Linked DNA regions of Homo sapiens: region 1 is linked to region 2. Evidence: chromatin loops called from intact Hi-C (ENCODE). Cell type or tissue: CD14-positive monocyte. All regions are shown on one strand.

Evidence for each region. A loop is a pair of places that touch in the nucleus more often than their neighbours do. Peaks named below come from ENCODE experiments on the same cell type or tissue, not always from the same donor. Only the 100,000 strongest peaks of a DNase experiment are listed, where the experiment ranks them.
Region 1: a loop joins it to region 2, with 2.8 times the contacts of the local background. A loop is called at or near these places in 4 of 110 quality-filtered maps.

The regions. Positions count from the first base shown.
Region 1 is chr7:2,107,059-2,115,058 of GRCh38, forward strand. The region is part of intron 11 of MAD1L1 (mitotic arrest deficient 1 like 1); the gene reads right to left. It overlaps LOC105375127 (a long non-coding RNA gene), which reads left to right and starts at 3,522. Exons shown (of 2, transcript XR_001745063.2): 1 at 3,522-8,000. RefSeq lists enhancers at 2,459-3,363, 2,881-4,080, 3,076-3,245. In CD14-positive monocyte, no CTCF peak of the experiment used is centred here; a DNase peak (open chromatin) is centred at 3,453; H3K4me3 peaks cover 679 bases; H3K27ac peaks cover 1,621 bases.
Region 2 is chr7:2,016,919-2,024,918 of GRCh38, forward strand. The region is part of intron 12 of MAD1L1 (mitotic arrest deficient 1 like 1); the gene reads right to left. Among named protein-coding and RNA genes, the nearest start is that of SNORA114, 68 kb to the right of the region's middle. RefSeq lists a silencer at 2,694-2,743 and enhancers at 2,884-3,033, 3,075-3,894. In CD14-positive monocyte, no CTCF peak of the experiment used is centred here; DNase peaks (open chromatin) are centred at 2,023, 3,073 and 7,503; H3K4me3 peaks cover 4,152 bases; H3K27ac peaks cover 4,671 bases.

The DNA of each region.
Region 1 (8,000 bases), 90 kb after region 2:
ACAGCATCACTCAGCACCTGGCTGCCTGGGACAGCCGGAGGGCCTGAGGATGGCAGCGCACCGGGAGGCGTGGAAGGAGGCAGGGCCAACATCCCTAGCAACACAGAGGAGTCGCAAGCACCTTCCCTGCAGGCGGTAAGCCAGGAGTGTGTGGGGCGGGACAGTCAGAGTTGGTGAGGTCTCGCTGCCGGAGCATCCGGTGGCAGGAAGCCCAGTCCAGAGGCTGCAGCCCAAGCCACAGCAGCCCTGGGGCAGAGGGGGCTGGCCCTCGAGGATTATGTGGTCACTGCAGGGTGGTCTTTGCCACCCCACCACCTCCCCCTGAACTACCCACAGCCTCTTCGCTGGACCCCTGCATCCTCACGCACCGACACACTTCCTGCTCCCCATCCCGAAGGCCTCTTTCTCCAGGTCGCTCTTCCGACTGTGTGAGGTAACCATGCCACTGCCGCGCTTCCAGTCTTCAACAGCTGCCCGCTGCAATCATGCTGTGATCCCCGCACTGTGCCAGCCCTGCTGGCGTCCCAGCAGCTCGTCTGTCCCGCTTGGTCACCCCTGCCCAGCCCCCGGCTGCCCTCAGGCCTCTGCTCAGATGCTGCCTCCTGGTAAGGCCCTGCCTGGCCCCCAGTGACGTCTTTCCCACCCTGTCATTCCACAACACCCAAAGCATTTCCTTCACAGTGCTTTCAATAATTTCAACGCACTTCCTATGTTTCAAAACATTAGAGGGTATTTGAGGGTCGGAGATGGTAAATGCTTGGACACAGTGATGGGTGAAAATGGTTTCTCAGCTGCCACCCAGACCTGCAAGGGCACCCATGGGGATGGTGCCTGGCACATGTCGCTGGACTGTGTCCCGGGCTGTGACACCATAGCTCTCCACAGAAGAGTCCAGGCAGGGGACAGGAGACACCGGCACCCCCCCACCCCCCACCAACAGGATGCTCAGTGGGGACATGAAACCCATCCAGGTGCTCGGAAAACACCTGTTTTAAAACTTGCTGACCAAAAACCCCAAAATGGATCATTTTTAAATACAAGGAGCACTAAAGATTTTCATTATGTACGATAACATTCCCATCAGAAGAGAACAAACTTGGGGGCTGTAGCAAATGAATTCCGGTGGGATTCATGTCCGCTGATCACTATTCAGGCCCCACCTCATTATCATAGCAGGCTTAATTGGCATTTCATCCCCACATTGTGTCTCACAAACGAACAAGGTGTAATTATGGTAAAAAGAGCGCTCCGACGGTTTTGGTTTAATTCATGTCATTCATCCGCGTCAGAATCAGCACAGATGTTCTACTGGAGGACAGAGAGGAAGATGAGTGGCTTTCAAATTATACTTTTTTAGTTTAAAACTTTATTTAAAATAAAAAGTTATTTAAGTAAAATTTACAACACAGTGTTTTTCTCCCTTTGTTTTACTTGCTATAGGGCATTAACTTTCAAAGGCTGGTTCTGCTTAATTTGATTTTTCATTTTCAAATGAACATCTGTGTTTAGGTCTAAAAAGCTCTTTGTTTAAACATACAGAGCCCCAGAAAGGGTCTGAACAAAGCCTTCCTCTGTAAACACTTGATTACCAGGAAGGCTTTTCACAGGGAGCCAGGGGTTGGCAGAGGGGGTTTCACTCTGGCTTTCTCTCTAAGGTCAGTAGAAACTTTCATCTCCTTTCAGAATGGGAGAAACAAAGGCAGCAGCCCTGGGGAAACGGCTCAGCCTCGAGCTCCTTCTGAGCTAGGGACGCGGCAGGAGCGGCTGTCAGAAATGGGCCCAGGTGGCCTCCAGGAGCCGGCCCGATCCACGATCAGTTCCATCCCTTCTTCACTGGCACATCTCTGAGGCAGCTCCTGGGGAAGTGCAGGGCCCCCGCGAGGGCTCGCAGGAAGAGCACGGGACAGACCAAACAGGCGCTACCAAGTATGGGTTCCAGACCCCCACCCGGCCATTCCAGACGCCTCCCTGTGCTGCGCACACAGCCTCCCCGCACCCGCTCTGCAGCTCAGAGCTGCTCACCCTCAGCTCTGGGTCCTCCGCACCCACTTCGGATTCCCATCAGAGGACAGGCCCTGCCTGTGGGCCCATCACCATCCCATCTCCCACCTAGACGGAAAACCCGAGCTCTGCTCCTCCTGAAATGAGGCCAGCCCTCTGGTGTCAATTACATGCAACTTCCCCGGGCCTCGGCTTCTTCTTCAGGCCACATGGATAGTCCCTGCCTTAAGCAGCCCATGAGAGCACTGGAGGCGCACACACAATCAGGTGACGAGAAGCGGCTGCAGCAGCCGCAGGGAACACGGCAACACAGGAGCCGAACCCGGCACAGCGGGAGCCCCACGCCCGCCAACCCCAGGAGGACACTCAAGAGTGGGGCCCCAAGGACTCTGTCATTTCAACTCACTTCCTATGTTTGTAAACGTCAGAACTCATAGCAGGGAGGTGTGCGGCCTCAGGATCCCAGCAACAGCCCCCAACAGCCTCGAGATGCTCTGGCGTGTCAGCTTTAGGGACTACATCAGAAGACTTCCCCACAATCCAAGATTGTCAAGAGCTGGTTAACGTAGGAAGTTTAGCAAGAGCTCACTGCGGCTGCGTGGGTCTAAATAGTTTTAAACACTTCTGTGTTTTTATAGCATTATATTTAGAAACCTCTAAATAAAACTCATGGCGAGTGTTGCAATAATATACATTTTTTAAACTAATTGAATGTTGCCATTACAAGTGCTATTTTGGACAATCTGCTAAATATGTAATTTAGGAATTAAGATTCATATCTTACAGGATACGCTAATTATTCCTTTGAATCCGTTTGGGTACTTTCTGAACACACACAAGAAGTCTGAGAGTTGGCGACAATATCCACCCTTCTCCACAGCGCAGAGGTCAGGCCACTAGTAAGGGCACAAGCGTGGGCTCAGCACAGTTGTGAGAGTGCAGACCCAGCTGCGCAGGCCGGAGGTGGCCATGAGGCCCACGCCTTTCCAGTCCAGGAGGCTCCGGCTCAAAGCAGCGGGAAGTTCAGTTTATTAAACCACAGCCGATTTTCCTAAGGCTCCCCTCCACTGATCTCACACACGTTATCAAAATGACACAGATGTCCAGATGGCAGCACCTCGAAGATTCTTGAAGCCTCCTCCTGTGACTTCAATGACACAGATGTCCAGATGGCAGCACCGCAAAGATTCTTGAAGCCTCCTTCTGTGGCTGGACTGTGCGCTCACAGCCGTGCCGCCATGCCCCACGCCTCGGTACACAGCAGGCACAACCAAGCGAGCAGCTGCCCGGCTGCTCCTGTTCCCTTGGCGCCTCGAGGTCCCGGCTCAGAAGCCACGCCCAAAGCGGAAATCAGACCCCGCAGGGCTGTGACTCGCACAGACACCTCCTCTCCTGTGAAGCATCTACTTCTATTAATACAGCCTGAGACAGAGTTCACTTCTTCTGAAGTCACAACCCAACAGTGATTCGCTCTGACTCACACTGGCAGTGGAGAAAACTCTGGAGTGACTCAGACGTGCGGCAGATGAAGGCCTCCTTCCCATCCTCAACACAGCCAAGTCATTTTGGGTCTCAAGTGTCTCCCTTTTGTCCCAAATCAAATTTTTCTTGCTGAAGAGCCATCATTTCAGACTATTAAGATGCTTTCAGATCTGTGACGGGCTTCACCAATTAATAAAAGCTACTTCTATACCGATACTCACCGCCTGCCCCCAGTGCGGTCCGAGCAGGGAATTCCATGGTGCACGCCCATAAGAAGCGCTTTCTGCATCTCACAGGACAACAGCCGTCTGCGCTCAGACCCCACCATCTCCCTCAAACACAGTTTCCCAGCAGAGCCGAGGAGATGACGGCGCGGGCAAACCCTTCCTGTCCAAACAAAGCTCACTACATCCCTGGCTTGCTCTGCTCTCACCCCATCCCTCCCTCGAGTCCTGTACACAAGTGAGGGGAGGAAGAACGGATCAGGAAGCAGCAGGGTACAAAGAGCAGAAGAGAGCTTCGGTCTCAAGTCCACAGGGCACGCTGCGGCCAAGTCCTCCGACGAAAAGTAAATTAAAGACAAGAGGAACAAAGAAGAAACAGGGAGAGAGGAGGAGCACACACACCGAGCGTCCACTGTGCCCGCCCCTCGCTCCCCCCACACCATGCGGTCTGTGTGATCGTCCCACAGATGAAGACTAGAGGGGCTCGGGAAGCCAGGCCTCAGAGCCCGCAGGCGCCTCCATGCACCCCTCCACCTCTGCACGCTGGCTGCCCAGCCCCCAGTCCCAGGCGTGGAAGCCTCCCAGGCGGCAAGGAGCTTTCGAGACCGTGGCTGCTCAGCCCTTGCTCTCTGCTCTAGTCAAGGAGCGTGCCTCGGAATGAATGAGGTACAGTCTTTCCCTAAAGTCACCGGAGAACAGAGATCAATGAAAAAGGAGGAAGGGAGGAAAGACAAAAGACTTGAGAGGAAGCAAAACGAAACCAGCTTAGATTTGATCCCGATACGTGGGAAATCAGGTGGGGAAAAGGGGCTACAACTCCATGATGACCACAAGTCCAGAGGGCTGTGCAAGCCAACACGGCTGGGGGCTGCAGAAAGCACCACAGCAACTGTCTGACGCCAGGTTGGGGCCAGCAGCCGCACGCTGGAAAACGCAACACACAGCCCACACAGCCCTGTGGGGGCAGCTAAGCCCAAAACCCTGGCGTGGCCCAGCAGGAGCAGGCCTGTGCGGAGTGGACCTGCACACACAGCAAACGCACACACCGCGAACGCACACACCGGATGCTTCCCGCTGTGGAGACCCACAAGGCAATGTCTTCTGAAGTTAAAAGGATGCCAGGATCCAGCAGTCCCACTCCTAAGTATGTGCTCAAGGAAAAGTAAGAGTTTAGATCATACAAAGCCAACATTTCCAGCAGCTTTACTCCATTTCACCAAACCCAGAAACAATACAGATGTCCTTCAACCAGTGAACGAATAAACAAGTCCCAGAGCAGCCGTGCCTGGAGCATCACTCAGCAACGAAAAGCAGCGCTGCGATTCACACAGCCACGCGGTGAGTCCCAAATGCACCTCCATGAGCCAAAGATGCCATATTTGTATGACGTTCTGGAAAAGGCAAAATCACCAGACAGAAAGCATGCTGGGGTGGCCAGGGAGGGGAGTCTGGGGTGGTGGGGCCGCAAGTCAGCCCCAGGCATGTGAAAATGCGCAGCTGCACAGCAGAAGGGCAAATGAGGCTGTATAGACAGTTTTTTTTAATCAACCAGAATGAAAAAGACTCAAAATGAAACACCAGCTCTAAGCGGTAAACCTAAGGGAACCACAAACAAAGAACACAACACCAGGCAGTGGGAAACACAACGGCACCCACGGTGCTGAGAAAACGCCACTTCCACTGGGAACGGTAGGCCAAGGACAGAACGGCCTGTCCACAGACACTGCACCCTCGCAAGTCAACCTCTCCTCACAGAGCCATGGATTAGCAATTCCAGAAAGACCCTGTGCGCACGTGAGGACTGGATGGGTAAGTAAAACATGGTGTGTGCTGACACCTGGGCTTCTCAAGACCAAGGAGACAGCACAGGAGGCGAGGACAGCCCAGGGGTGCTGGATGGAGCCAGTGTCAGGGTGTCCACCGAGGGGCCCTGGGGCCCTGACACACCCGGAGCAGGCAGCACCCCACACCCACATCTCATCTCTAAGCAGCACTCGGCAACAAGAGGAAACAGGGCTCACTGGGAAAGTGGCGGACTGCAGGAAAAGGGCAGGAAAAACATCTAAGTTTAGAGCATCCTGCAGTGCCAGATAGTTTGAAAAAAAAAAAAGGCTTTAAAAAAAGATGAGGGCAAATCACAGGGCACGAGAGCCCAACTGTGAGAGCTCCCAGTGACCAAGGCTGAAATACCGTGAATGAACCGAATCCGCAGAGCACTGGGTCACGGCCGTGAAGTAAAACAGAGAAGGAAGCAACTGACACAAATAACCTACTCGACGAGGGGCAGAGCCTCCCTCAGCAAAGCGTCCCACTCAGGAAACGGGGACGAGGGGCAGAGCCTCCCTCAGCAAAGCGTCCCACTCAGGAAACGGGGACGAGGGGCAGAGCCTCCCTCAGCAAAGCGTCCCACTCAGGAAACACGGAAGAGACGGGCGGACAGAAAACCGCCCTGGGGCCATGGTGACAAGCCCCGCAGCTGAGATGCACCAATAGATGCTTGAACTAGGAGGAGAAGTTTTTGTAAGAAATGGGGGCTGGGCACGGTGGCTCACAGCTGTAATCCCAGCGCTTTGGGAGGCTGAGGTGGGTGGATCACCTGAGGTCAGGAGTTCAAGACCAGCCCGACTAACATGGCGAAACCCCCTCTCTACTAAAAATACAAAAATTAGCCAGGCGTGGTGGCAGGCGCCTGTGGTCCCAGCTACTTGGGAGGCCGAGGCAGGAGAATTGCTTGAATTCGGGAAGCAGAGGTTGCAGTGAGCCAAGATTACACCACTGCACTCCAGCCTGGGCAACAGAGCGAGACTCTATCTCAAAAAAATAAAATAAAATAAATAGGATATTTGCATATTCTCAAAGCATCTTCCCCAAGATACTTATTATCAGAACAAAAGCCGCAGCCATGCATTTAGGGAGGCCTTCGCCAGGTGACCGGAGTGACCACACCCGCAACAGAACATGGTGATGTCGCACACCCCGACATCACACACCCAGAGGGACATGACATCCCTTTTAAGATTTTCTGTCCAAAAATGCATAGCTTCAACCTAATCATGTATAACATCAGACTCGCTCCAACTGAGGAACATCCACAAAACACCAGCCCGTGCTCTCGAAGAGGCGGGGTCACGACGACAGGAGAGACCGAGGAGCAGATTCTCTCCTGTCCCAGAGTGCAGGGCAGGACAGGGCCACCAAACGCCATGGGGATCCCAGGCCAGATCCTGGCACAGAAAAAGGAGCTCAGTGGGAGAGCCGGCAAGACCTGAACGCAGTCAGGACCCGCGCCTGCTGCACCCAGGCCTTACAGCTTCTGATAACTGTACACGGGCTCACAAGACGTTACCCTCGGGAAAGCTGGCGGAGGGTGCGTCGAAACATTCTCCACGACTTCTGCAACTTTCCTGTCAGTGTAACATTATGTCAAAATGAAAAGTTCCCAGAAGAACATGCCAGACACATGAGAAAGACAAAAGGGCAAATGGCCGGATGGTAATGACTCATCCCAAAGGCCATCTCAACACACCTCGGGCGGGAGAGCCCTGAGCCAGCCCACGGTCTGAGCAGGGAACCAGGGGGCCTTCCCTACACAGAGCACAGCTCCCACCCTGCAGCACCGCCCAGCCGGGGCCAACACCAGAGGACGCCATCCTCCTTAAGGCCACAAAGTGTATGGTCCTAGGGCATCTTTCCTGAAAGAGACAATTGCGAGAAATGAAAGCCTGGCTGCCGGGATCAATCTTGCGGGTCACCTCCCTGCAGCAAGGCCCAAGCCGACGTCACGTGGCAGAAGGATCTTCATGAAGATGAGCATGGCTACGACTTGAACGGTGGTTTCTTAACAGGGTCCAACAACTACAGCCTGTGGCCAAATCCCACCCACAGCCTGTTTTTGTAAACAACTTTTGTTTTTTTAACAAAGTTTTGATGGAGCACAGCCACCCAGAATCAAATACGAATCGCCGCTGCCGCTCTCACAGCACGATGGCAGAGTTCAGCGTCTTCGACAGAGACCACCTGCCCGGCAAACCCCAAAGAGTCCGTTCTGGCCCTTCACACAAGACACTTGTCAGACCCATCTTTTGAGGCCCACAGGTAGTTCTGGGATCTCGGTAAGAATCTGCTTTGCAAACACAAGGGCCTCGAAGCCCCGCCTTCCGGTGAGCACCGCTGCAGCAGCAGGGAACCTTCCGGAAGAATCTGTTCCCAGGGTAGAAACAGTGACGGGCCAGTGCAGCAGAGAAGAGCAGAGCGCCTGGGAGACCTGCATCAGAGCCCGAACAGCTGGAGGCG
Region 2 (8,000 bases):
GTTGTCAGTACCAACGCGCGGACGCCGCGCAAGGCCGGGGCGGGGGACTTCCCTTGGTAAACAAGCTGTAATTGTCTCTTTTATTGATCAGTAAATCTCTGAGAGCTTCTCTTCGTGACGGCTCTCTTCAGCCTAACTCCAGGCTAGCACTGGCTGGCACAGAAGAAAAGCATTAGAAAGTTTGTTGTTTGTACCCTTTCAAGAACCTGTTTTGTCACCGGTAGTGAAACAGCAGGCACGGTGTGGGTGTGACTTGCTATGACTTTTTAACAGCTGACTCCACCTGCGGGCAAGTCCACTTCATTTCCACCTCAGCAAATGCGGTGATTAACTGCTGAACAAACAGGCGGCTGGCAGTGCTGACGGGGGCGTCCCAGACTCGCTTTAAGAAGCACCCAGCAGAGTTACATTGTCCACTGGCTGCTCCTCCTTAGGTACAGAAACGTCCCGGTTCTAAGGAATAGAATGTGCTCATCATGCAACGAACGGCCATGTGAAGAGAAGGTGAGCAGTCGGCATCACCTGGAAGAAGTCAGCTGAGGACAGGGCCTCGGTGCCCTGGATACACCGGCCGATGGGGGCCGGGGGCAGCAGTAGAGGGCGGCTCTGCCCTGGCCTGCGATAGTCGGGCAGAGGGGCTGCTCACCCAGGGAGGCTGCAGGAAGGATCTGGGCGCCCTGGGAGGCAGCGGTGGGGAAGGGCACTCCAATCAGAGGGAACAGCGTTGAGTAGGCGCCCAGAGGACCCTTGCGAAAGAGCAAGAGAGATAATGACGCTCATTCCCTCATCAGCAGGTGCTCCGGCGCGCTAATTACCACAGAGCTTTTGAGTATAAGCCCCAAGCATGCCGATGATTCCCACGCAATGAGAGACAGATTCCCAAAGAGGCTGAGAACGCCATAGCAGGGGGCAGGACACCTGGGCAGCAGGGGCTGAGACAGTGGGCAGAATAGGGCCCAGTGCCCTTGGAAGAAGAAACCCAGGGCACAGCCCTTGGGCCTGGGCTTGGGAAGGGCAGGGGAGATCAGAGCAGCGAGACCAGGAAGCCGAGACAGAGACCAGGGCTGCGGGTGGTGAGAGCACCCACAGGAGCGGGAGACTGCAGGACGCCGGCCCTGTTGGAGGTGCTGCAGGCAGGGGAGATATGGACGGAGGCACCGCAGTGGGCAGAGACCGGCCCCGTGGCCCCCAAGCAGCGGTCACTTGAGGTGTGCATGCCCAGGCCAGCCCCCAAGTCAGACCCAACACACACACCCAACGAAGCCCACATCCTGCCTGGACCGTAACTAGATGTGTGACCTTGGGAAAAACAAAGAGCCTCTCTGAGTGTGAGGACACTCAACCACACAGGAGAGGGCAGAGAACGCCTCAGCCTCACTGCGAAGTTCAAATGCAGCATGGCACAGAAAACCAGGCACACGGAACCCGCATACACAGGCGATGAATGCACGGCAGCCACGGTGGTCACTTCTGTCCTCGCTGCTGTCTGCCTGGTTCTTCCACTATGACTACAGCTGCTCGTGAAAGATGGCCAGGAGAGCAGGCAGGTGGGGCAGGCGCGTCCCGCACGATGGGGACAGCCTCTGGCCATGGCCACGCCTGGTGAGGCAGGCGCCCAGCACTCCCTAAGTCCACACCATGGACACAGAGGGCTTCCCTCCTGGGAGTCAGTGGCAGCCTGAAGGGGCTGTGTGAGGCAGGCAGGCAGCTCCATATGCAGAGGCCCCTCCTTAGAGCCCCAGCACCAACCCCCACTTTCCAGAGAAGCCCAGAAGTAAGCTGAGTACCGCGTGCCCCCTCCAATGAAGCAGCAGCCCCTCACCCATCTTCCTCCCTCACCCAGCCTCCGCCACCCACTCCCGCCCGGCCTCTGCCACCAGTGCTGTGGAGCCTGCCTCCCTCCCTCCGCCCCCTCCAGCCCAAGGCCGAGGCCCACTCTGCAAGGGCTCCAAGGCTGTTCTGCACATGCGACATTCTCTGCAGGGCCTCTTCCCAAGCCCATCCCACCTCAGCTCAGCCACCTCCACCCAACTCTGAGTCACTCCACAACTTCTCCTTTTTTTAGAAAAGGAAATGTATGGTCATAAATAGCTGAAAAGCCCTGTTCTAATTACCTCTCCCGACGCATGGAGCCACCACAAGAAACTGAATAGATTCAGGCGGGAACGTGGGGCTGCAGACACGGCTCTGCCCACTGACGCCGGCACCATCTCCTCGCTGCCACCCGCCTCCCCAGAGTCCTCTGCCCACTCTTTCCCCAGACCCCCAGTCACCAGCCTGGACAGGTCTGCTGTGACCCCAGCAGCAAGATCGCCCCAGACAGGAGAAGGCCCTGCTGGGACAGAGGCTGGGAGAGGCAGGAGGCCTCTCTCTGGAACCCTCATCCCAGCTGGTCGTTTCCCAAATGAGCAGGACTCTGGCATCCGTGGGGCCCATCGAGAACATGATGACAGGCGAAAGCGGCAGTAATAAGCGCCTCGGAGGACCCACGCGGGTCAGACAGTCCTGCGCTCCAATCTGACACAGACCAGCTGTGCACCCTTGGGCAAGGGACCTAACGTCTCTGAACCCACCCTCCTTGTGCAAAACGGGGGCACGAATGCCCCAAAGAGTGCTTAAAAGGTGCACCAGGATTAATAAGTACATGGAGACAGCACCCGTCAATGGAAAGGGCAGCAAGGAGGGCCACTTACGGCCACAGGGGTTGGGGGTGGGGGTCGGGCTGCCCGGCCCAGCCCCAGCCACCCCCCACACAAGGCCACGCCTCGCCACCCTCCACCCACGCAAGGCCACGCCTCACCACCCCCAACGCAAGGCCACGCCTCGCCACGCCACAGTGCTGAGTGCACATGAGGCGGCGTCCCTGTGCTCGGCCCACGCCTGCTCCTGGGCCGGATGCCCTGGCCCCCACAACCAACTACAGAACGCTTCGCCTCCTGTCTGTCCCTCGCTTCTCTTTCCTGGGCCTGCTGCCCCTAAACGAGGTTTTTTTTTTTGACAACTGACTGTTTTCAAGTATGATTCACTCAGGCAGATTTTAATTGGTGACATCAGCACAGCATGCTAATGCTACATATGACTTAAGCACACGTTACCTCATTTGATCTTCAGAACCGCCAGGCAGGCACAGGGCTGAGGGAAGAGGACTCAGCAGCTGCGAGCTGTTGTGGCTGCCCTGTCGCTCAGACCACGGAGGGGCAGAGCCCCGGCTGGTGCTGCAAACAGAGGAGCCGCCCAGGCTGCGGCCCTACAGTCCCGGGGTCAGCGCCCAGCCCGGGGAGGCAGTGCCATGGACAGCCTCACTGGTGAGACCACTGGAAGTGGCTCTCCATGATCGGGGGGGGCACTAACCCCCGCTCTGGGCTGCCGGAAGGAGGAACTCACGAGGCCCGAGATTGCTATCCACAGCCCCAGCGTGACCCCAGCATTCCCATCAAGGCGTGCACCCGGCCCCGGCACCATGCGGCCCCCACCCTTGCCTTCCTGCGGCTCTGACCCTGCAGTTCCCAGCAGCCTTCAGAGGACGGAACGCCATGGGCACACGGCAGCTGTGAGACCGAGCCGCAGGGGGACGCCCGGCCCTGACATCATGGGAACAAGCTAGAGCAGAACACCATGAGGACCCCGCCTCTGTGAGAGCAAAGCCAGCTCCCTGGGTCCTCTCTCACCTGCCCGGGCTGCCCTGGTACCCGGAGTCTAGGGGCCTCCTGGGAGGGAGGCTGACCCGGTGGCTGTGGGCAGAGACGAAGGAAAACATCGGACGGACTTCAGGCACTAGTTAAAAACACACACAAGACAGGAGAAACTTCATCTGAGACGACAGCGGCCTAAGCAAAAAGAATACTTTTTTTTTTTTTTAAGACAAGGTCTTGCTCTGTCGTCTAGGCTACGGTGCAGTGGCACAATCTCAAGAATGAATAACTTAGAAGAAAATGTATTAATTTAATGGTTAGAGTAGAAAGGCTAAAACTGAAAGTAGCAAGCTAACTAACCAACATAAAAAATGAAAAAAAACAAAACAACATATGCAGAAAGTATAGGAATAAAAATAAAGATGAGAGCATAAATGAGCAAATGTAAAAACAGGTCCACAGAAACTTCCCGTACTAAAATGCACTGAGGAAAAAGCAATGAAAACAAAAGAAGAGGCGACCTAAGAACAGTGGGATGACCGTGAAGGTGGAACCTACTCATGACAGGAAAACCAGAAGGAGAAGGAGGCGAGGAGCGAACACAGTAAGTATCTGCCGTGATAATGGCCGAGATTTGTCAAATCTAAACCCCAGATCCAGGAAGCTCAGAGAACATCAAGCAGGAAAAATACCAAAAACTCCACACTTAGCCATATCATATTCAACTGTGGAAAATAAGACAGCCTGAGAAGGGAGAGCCCTTCATTATCAACCAAGAGAGTGAGAAATGCATCAGACCTCCTGACCGAAGCCACTCAGGCAGCAGAGAGGGGAGGGAGGTATCCAAGTACTGAAACAAAACAGCACCAGCCTGGAATTCTGCATCCAGCAAGATGATCTTCTGTAAGAAAAGCAGAAAGAAAAACTCTCAGCGGGGCACACTGGCTCACACTTGTAATCTCAGCACTTTGGGGAGCCAAGGCAGGCAGATGGTCTGGTGTCAGAGGAGTTTGAGACCATCCTGGACAATGCGGCGAAACCTCGTCTCTACTGAAAGTAGAAAAGTTAGCTGGGCATGGTAATAGGCGCCTGTAATCCCAGCTACTCGGGAGGCTGAGGCAGGAGAATCGCTTGAACCCAGGAAGTGGAGGCTATAGTGAGCCAAGATCGCACCACTGCACTCCAGCCTGGGCAACAGAGTGAGACTCTGTCTCAAACAAACAAACAAACAAAAAACACTCTCTTAGACAAACGAAAACTGGGGGAGATTGGTCATTGGCAGCCCTGGCCCCTGTAAGCAGTGTGAGGTGGATTCTCCAGAGAATCCCATGAGAGGTCAGAAACTCAGATCTATGTGGAAAGACAGAGCAGAGAAGTAACAAATAAGGAAAAATAAAATCTACTTTATTCATCTGTTTTTTTCGAGACAGAGTCTCACTCTGTTGCCCAGGCTGGAGTGCAGTGGTGTGATCATAGCTCACTGCAACCTCTACCTCTGGGGCTCAAGTGATCCTCCCACCTCAGCCTCCCAAGTCGCTGGGACTGCAGCTGTGAGCCGCTGAGCCTAGCTTACTTTCCTTAGTCTCGTTCATCTAATGGACGATTGTTTGAAGTATAGGAGCAGCAATGTGTGGGGTGACGATGGTGCAGGGATGGGTGAAATGAAGCAGCAGGTGGCACGGGAGGCAAGGGGAATGGGCGTGTTCTGCGGGAGGCGCCCACCCTGCCTGTGACCTGGTCAAAGGCCATCTGACCATGGGCTTAGATTCATGCTAAATGTATGCTGCAAACTCTAGGATAATTCTGTGCTTGGCTCATGCCTGTAATCCCAGCACTTTGGGAGGCTGAGGCAGGTGGATCACCCGAGGTCAGGAGTTCAAGACCAGCCTGGCCAACATGGCGAAACCCTGTCTCTACTAAAAATACAAAAATTAGCCGGGCATGGTGGCAAGATCACGCCACTGTACCCCAGCCTGGGCGACAAGAGCAAAACTCTGTCTCCAAAAGAAAAAAAAAATTCTGTGCTAACAGAATTAAAAAATTAAATCATATAACATGCTCAGTTAAAACCAAACAAAGCAGATAAAGAAAAGAAGATTTAAAAAAAACAAAGAACAAGTGTCCCAATAGAAAAGAGTAACAAACATGGCAGGTATTAACAGTATCAACGATCATTTCGAATGTGAATGATCTAAACACACCAATTAAAAGACGGTCAGGATGGATTAAAAAAACAAGACCCAATTATATGCTGTTTATAAGGAACCCACTTAAAATATAAACACACTTTGAAAGGAAAGGAAGAAAGCTAGACCACACTAAGCCCAAATAAAAGAACGGTGGAGCAGCTTGATCAATCTCAGGCAGAACAAGGAAACGATCAGGAATGAAAAATGGCACTCCATTCCGATAAAAAGGTCATTTCTCCAAGAAGACATGACCGCCCTTAACATGCATCTACTTAACAACAGTGTCTCAAAATATGCGAGGAAAACCTGAAAGAACTACAAGGAGAAATGGCTCAATTCACTGTTACAGTTGGAGGCTTCAACACCCTCTTATCAGAAACGGACAGATCCCGCAGGCAGAAAATCAGTGAGGACACAGCAGAATTCAATAGCCCCATCAATCAACTGGGTCTAAATGACAATGACAGAACACTGCATCAACAGCAGAATATATATTCCTCTCAAACTCATATGGAAAATTTACCTAGACAGACCACATTTGGGCCATAAAACACACCTAAAGAAATTAAAAAGAATATAAAGTATATAAAGTAAGCTCTCAGACCACACTAAAATTAAACTGGAAATCAGTAACAGAAAGATAACTGAAAAATCCCAAGATATTTGGAGACTAAACAATCCACTTGTAAATAACGCATGGGTCAAAGAAGTCTCAAGAGAAGTTTAAGAATAGTTTGAACAAGAAAATGAAAATACAACCTATCAAAATTGTAGGATGAAACAAAAGCCATGCTTAGAGGAAAATTTATAGCATTGAATGTAAATGTTAGAAAAAAAGAAGGATCTAAAATCAATCAACTAAGCTTCCCATTAGGAAACTAAAAAAAGAAGAACAATGTAAGCCTAAAGCAAGAAATAATAAAAATTGGCCAGGTACAGTGGCTCACGCCTGTTATCCCAGCACTTTGGGAGGCCAAGGTGGGTGGATCACCTGAGGTTGGGAGTTCAAGACCAGCCTGGCCAACATGGTGAAACCCCATCTCTACTAAAAATACAAAAATTAGCCAGGCGTGGTGGCAGGTACCTGTAATCCCAGCTACTTGGAAGACCGAGGCAGGAGAATCGCTTGAACCTGGGAGGCGGAAGTTGCAGTGAGCCGAGATCACGCCACTGCACTTCAGCCTGGGAGACAGAGCAAGACTCCATCTCAAAAAAATAAATAAATAAAAATAAAATAAAACAAAATAAATAATAAAAATTACAATAAAAAACAGTGAAGCTGAAAACAGGAACTCCATAGAGAAAAACCAACAAAACCAAAAGCTGGTTCCTTAAAATTCATAAATCTGTAGCCAGGTTAACCAACATTAAAAAAAAAAAATAAAAAAAAGGAAGACACAAATTACTAACATCAGAAGTGAAAGAGGAGCCATCACTACTAATCCTATAGGCATCTAAAGGGTAATAAAGAAACATTATGAGCAACTCTACGCCCAGAAATTTGATAACTTAGATGAAATGGACCAATTCCTTGAAAGACACGAACCACCAAAACTCACATGAGGAGGAAGAGATCACATGAATCGGTCTTTCTAGTGGCCTGCCCACCCCCAGCTCCCTTTCTCTTTCCTGACTGAGACACACAGAGGGCCTTCACCACCATGTGAGCCAGGCAGCTGCATACTTCCCCTGTGGGCTTGAGCATTCCATTACTGCCTGAAACAGAAAGATCAGCATGTTGCTGTCACATAGAAATTGGCGGTGAGCCAATTTCCTTCAACTCCCATAGAAACTCCACAATGAGACCCCTCCCTGTAGACATACTCAGGTCTTGCTGTGGTCACAAGGAAGCTGCTGCCCCCTCTGTAGGCAAGTTCCCCTAATAAACGCTTCAAATGATCACTCAGGGTTTAGTGCTTCTCTCTTTGGAATCCCAGCCAGCCCCATCTCAGGCGGGTTTGTGGCTATCCCTTGTGGGCACTTCCTACAGTCACTTTGGCGACGACCCCAGCCCTGGGTTCAGCCAGAAAAAAAACAGGCTGTATCTATGAAAGAAATTAAGTTGATCACTAATAACCTCCCAAAAAGGAAAGCACCAGACCTAGATGGCTTCACTGATGAATTCTACCAACTACTTCAGTGAGAAATGATACCAATTCTCCAAAATCTCTTCCAGAGA